Linked DNA regions of Homo sapiens: region 2 is linked to region 1. Evidence: read pairs that join two places in POLR2A ChIA-PET (ENCODE). Cell type or tissue: OCI-LY7. All regions are shown on one strand.

What was found. ChIA-PET counts read pairs that join two places held together with the same protein. Peaks named below come from ENCODE experiments on the same cell type or tissue, not always from the same donor. Only the 100,000 strongest peaks of a DNase experiment are listed, where the experiment ranks them.
Region 2: POLR2A ChIA-PET joins it to region 1 with 6 read pairs; 2 of 35 experiments call an interaction of 5 or more read pairs at or near these places.

What each region holds. Positions count from the first base shown.
Region 1 is chr20:63,501,175-63,503,674 of GRCh38, reverse strand. LOC124904955 (a long non-coding RNA gene) reads right to left here. Exons shown (of 2, transcript XR_007067719.1): 2 at 2,207-2,350. It overlaps LOC105372725 (a long non-coding RNA gene), which reads right to left and starts at 1,617. Exons shown (of 3, transcript XR_937004.3): 1 at 1,221-1,617. RefSeq lists enhancers at 850-1,355, 1,356-1,861. In OCI-LY7, no CTCF peak of the experiment used is centred here; a DNase peak (open chromatin) is centred at 1,444; H3K4me3 peaks cover 566 bases.
Region 2 is chr20:63,879,677-63,882,176 of GRCh38, reverse strand. All of the region lies in intron 4 of TPD52L2 (TPD52 like 2), which reads right to left. Among named protein-coding and RNA genes, the nearest start is that of DNAJC5, 14 kb to the left of the region's middle. RefSeq lists enhancers at 367-536, 1,078-1,247. In OCI-LY7, no CTCF peak of the experiment used is centred here; no DNase peak of the experiment used is centred here; H3K27ac peaks cover 125 bases.

The DNA of each region.
Region 1 (2,500 bases):
ATAAGATTCCCAGCTGCCTAATTGAGGGAAGGGCTATTCAAAGAGGTGAAAACAGGGCCTCCAGAGCTGCTAATGAACTTCAGGTTCCCCAGGGCAATTTCCCACCTTGAGAGATCCCCCTTGAACCTGGTGCCGGCTACATAGGAGAGGAGATGGGACCTTGGGTGGGGCCCAGGAAGGGAGCTCTGCTTTAGTGGGCCCTTGAGGGGGCCCTGACCACAGACACTGGACCCCCCATTCTCTCCAGACCTGACCACAGACACTGGACCCCCCATTCTCTCCAGACCTGACCACAGACACTGGACCCCCCATTCTCTCCAGACCTGACCACAGACGTTGGACCCCCCATTCTCTCTGGACCAGCTGCAGAATGAGACACAATTGATGGCCCCCTCTTCCTCCAGGGCCCAGAGGAGGCAGCTGTAGGGTCAATGGTCTGCAGACCCTACCCAGGCTCTCCCCTCTGCCTCTGGGCACTGGAGGGCACAGCGCCCCTGTGCTGGCACCAGGGGCTGCCCTTCTTGGGTCCAAGAGGTGACCCCACCCTGGTCGGTGACCCCGGCCTCCTGTTTAGCCTCCCAGCCTGCAATGGGCTGTAATGGCCAGGGGCCGGGAGGGGCTAGCGGGGACTGCAGCTGGAAGCCCAGAAGCCCAGAAAGTGCTGCTTGCGGCAGGAGCACGTGCTGTCTGCTCCCCACCAGGGTGGGTGCTGGGCTCCCGGGCAGCAGGGCCTGGAGGGAGGGCATCCTGCTGCTGCTGCCTCTCACCATGGCAACGCTCCCTGCTGGGGCCTGCAGGTCGGGGTGGCAGGCCAGGCCGCCCTTCCCCCTGGCGGAGGGGCTGCATCCCTCCTGGGCCTCCCTGGTAGACTCAGGTCTGCCTCAGGCACACCCAGATACCGGGTTGGAGGGTGGGCTGTCGGGGCCGTGGCTGGCCCTGGTCTGTGGCCTGACCTGCAGGCATGTTTGCCCGCTGCCAGCCCAGCCCCAGCTTCTCTGATCTGGGGGGACATGAGCTGCTCCTCTAAGGGAGGCTCCAGAGGCAGGAGCTCCTCTGCTGCCATGGAGACTGTTTAATTCGCTGCCTCAAGGGCATGCTCAGTCCCCTGGGAGCCAGCCCCAAGGCATGGCCGCGGGGGTGGGCCTTGTCCTGGTGGCCGTCCAGGGGGCCCAGGTGGGCCAGCAGACGAGATGCTCCGTGACCGGAAAATGAATCCACACCTGCTCTGGGGCCAGGCCAGGGCTGAGGTCATCCTGTGACACTGGGGGCCAGAGAGCGGCCTTGGCCTTGCTCCCCACCCTGCCTCCAAGCCCCTGTCTGCCTCTGGGCTGCCAGCCTCCACCTGCCTGCGACGGTGGCCCCGGGGTGATGGCCTGGCTGTGCCCCATGCACAGGTGGTTCGTTAGGCACTCGGCGGCTATTATTAACCCAGCAGTGACGTCACCGGCAGCCAATGGGAGGCAGGTTTATTTCCAGGGCTGACAGCTTGATAGCGGTTAATTTTAGCTGCATCTTCTTTCCCGAGGCTCGTGAAACCCTAGCCAGCCAAAGAAGGGGTTGCCTGTGTCTCCCCAAACAGCTCAGGGATGGGTCCTGGGGGCTCTGGGAGGCGGCAAGGAGGGGCGGGGCCTGGGGGCTCTGGGAGGGGTCGAGGAGGGGCGGGGCCTGCCCCCAGGGAAGCCCTGATTGGCTGGTGCCCTCTTGACTCGCCATTTCCCCTCCCCCCACCCCCCCCAGGTTGTTGGTGAGGACGGCACTGTGACCAGGGACTCAGATGCAAGAAGAGGGGCCCAAGTCCTGACCTGGGGGAGGGCAGGGAAAGCACAGGCCACAGGCCCCCTTACTTGCTGCGTGTCCTTGGACAGGAATCTTGGCCTTTCTGTGCCCAGTTGCCTCACAGGTTCTCAAGGTCCTCCAGCCAGCCTTGTGGGGCCTACCTTGTAGCCTCTGTCCCCGCAGCCCCCATCCCCGCACACTGTGCACGTGCACGGCCCCCTGTCCCCCGTCCCCCACACTGTGAACTCACACAGCTGGGCGACTTGGCTGTGACTAATTAGGATGCTTGGTACTTGAAGTCATTTGGTGCTACCCGGCCATTGACAAGTGTTTTGCCTGCTTGTTGTGCTATGACAGAATACCTGAGACTGGGTAATTATACATTACTTAAATTTAAACATTTATAAAGTTTGCTTTATAAATTTATAAATTATTATAAGTAAACAGAAGTTTATTTCTCAGTCTGGAGGCCAGGAAGTCCAGGATCAAGGTGCTGCCATCTGGTAGGGCCTTCTTGCTGTGTCCTCACATGGGAGAAGGCGGAAGAGCAAGAGAGAACCCACTGCCATGAGTCCTGTTTATAGGGCACAAATCCATTCGGAAGGGCAAACCCTTTATGACCCAGACTCCTTCCCGAAAGCGCCAGCCCCCAACACTGTTGCATTGGGGATTAAGTTACAACTCGTGCACTTTGGGGACGTGGTCAGGCCACTGCCGTTATTCA
Region 2 (2,500 bases), 380 kb before region 1:
GGGAACGAGCGTCACAGAGTGGCCATGCAGCCCGCAAGGTGCCCCTGCTCCAGACGGCGGGGCCCCGTGTGCCTTCAGAACATCGGACAGTTCCATTCCCAGGCCTCTTTTCACAGTGCAAGGGTCTGTCCTGGCCCCTAGTGAAGGCCCCGCTTCTATCCCCTCCAGCTCCCTCCAGTGTCCACCCACATGGGTACATCCCATCAAAGCAAAGCTCTAGGGCCTTGGCGTCTGCAGGACAGGCAAAGGGCAGCAGGCAGGATGCTGTGGCTGCAGGGATACTGTTGGGCCCACCATGACAGTCAACACCTGAAGTCGCTGGCCCTCATCCAGCTGCCACCATAAACACAAAACACAGCAGACTCTGACATAACAAAGTCCAAAATGCGAACCCACAGCCACCTTATCACGGCTCCTCCCTCAGTGAAGCCAGGGAACTCGAGGCTGAATGGAGATGGGCTCCCAGGACCATCTTGGCGTTACCAGTGCCAACCTGGAGAGCTGGCAAACCCAGCCAAGCCCTGAGTGGCATCTGGGATGACTGGCGCCAGAGAAGGCACAGGCTCCTCCTGCTCCCACTGGCGGCACCAGGTCCCAATGATGGGCCTTCCGGAGCCCTTACTCACAGGCCCTCCCACCACTCCCTGCAGAAGGCCCGTGTGAGCTGAGTGCTACTACTCTCCAGCCCCCAAACAGTTGACAAGAGTGTGTGACCCACCAAGTGTGCCCTGGCAGCGCATCCCAGCGCAGCTCTCTCATGCCCGCCCCCGGCCCAAGGCCTACCAGAGGATGCACTTTCTTTCTTTTTTTTTTTTTTGAGACAAAGTCTCGCTCTGTCACTCAGGCTGGGGGGCAGTGGTGCAATTTCAGCTCACTACAACCTCCGCCTCCGGGTTCAAGAGATTCTCCTGCCTCAGCGTCCCAAGTAGCTGGGATTACAGGCACCCACCACCACGCCCTGCTAAATTTGTCTTTTTAGTACAGATAGCGTTTCACCATGTTGGCCAGGCTGGTCTTGAACTCCTGACCTCAGGTGATCCACCCGCCTCGGCCTCCCGCAGTGCTGGGATGACAGGTGTGAGCCACTGCGCCCAGCCCGCTCGGATGACAGGTGTGAGCCACCGTGCTCAGCCCAGAGGATGCACTTTCCCATCCAGGCTCCGTGCAGCTGGAATCATGGCTGTTTTTAAATTTTTTCTTCTTTTATTAATAAAACACCAGTTATAAGTAACTAATGACCTGCTATATTTAGTTTCAAAAACACAAATTCTTTTTTTTTTTTTTTTGAGACAGAGTCTTGCTCTGTAGCCCAGGCTGGAGTGCAGCAGCACCATCTCGGCTCACTGCAAGCTCTGCCTCACGGGTGCACGCCATTCTCCTGCCTCAGCCTCCCGAGTAGCTGGGACTACAGGCGCCCGCCACCACATCCGGCTAATTTTTTTGTATTTTTGGTACAGACGGAGTTTCACCGTGTTAGCCAGGATGGTCTCGATCTCCTGACCTCGTGATCCGCCTGCCTCAGCCTCCAAAAGTGTTGGGATTACAGGTGTGAGCCACCGTGCCCAGCCCAAAAATACAAATTCTGAAGACATCTTTAACCTTGATTTTCCCTGAAATAACAAATGCATAAAACCATGTGAACATTCTGTGGTTCGCTGAAGCAAAGTCACCTGCAGCAGAGGATTCTAAAGCGCTCACAGCACCTGCATTTGTGCCTAAAGAGTGGGGATGGGGAAGCTGCACCTGCATTTGTGCCCTAAGAGTGGGGATGGGGAAGCTGCACCTGCATTTGTGCCTAAAGAGTGGGGATGGGGAAGCTGCACCTGCATTTGTGCCCTAAGAGTGGGGATGGGGAAGCTGCACCTGCATTTGTGCCTAAAGAGTGGGGATGGGGAAGCTGCACCTGCATTTGTGCCCTAAGAGTGGGGATGGGGAAGCTGCACCTGCATTTGTGCCCTAAGAGTGGGGATGGGGAAGCTGCACCTGCATTTGTGCCTAAAGAGTGGGGATGGGGAAGCTGCACCTGCATTTGTGCCCTAAGAGTGGGGATGGGAAAGCTGCACCTGCATTTGTGCCTAAAGAGTGGGGATGGGGAAGCTGCACCTGCATTTGTGCCTAAAGAGTGGGGATGGGGAAGCTGCACCTGCATTTGTGCCCTAAGAGTGGGGATGGGGAAGCTGCACCTGCATTTGTGCCTAAAGAGTGGGGATGGGGAAGCTGCACCTGCATTTGTGCCTAAAGAGTGGGGATGGGGAAGCTGCACCTGCATTTGTGCCCTAAGAGTGGGGATGGGGAAGCTGCACCTGCATTTGTGCCCTAAGAGTGGGGATGGGGAAGCTGCACCTGCATTTGTGCCCTAAGAGTGGGGATGGGAAAGCTGCACCTGCATTTGTGCCCTAAGAGTGGGGATGGGAAAGCTGCACCTGCATTTGTGCCTAAAGAGTGGGGATGGGGAAGCTGCACCTGCATTTGTGCCCTAAGAGTGGGGATGGGGAAGCTG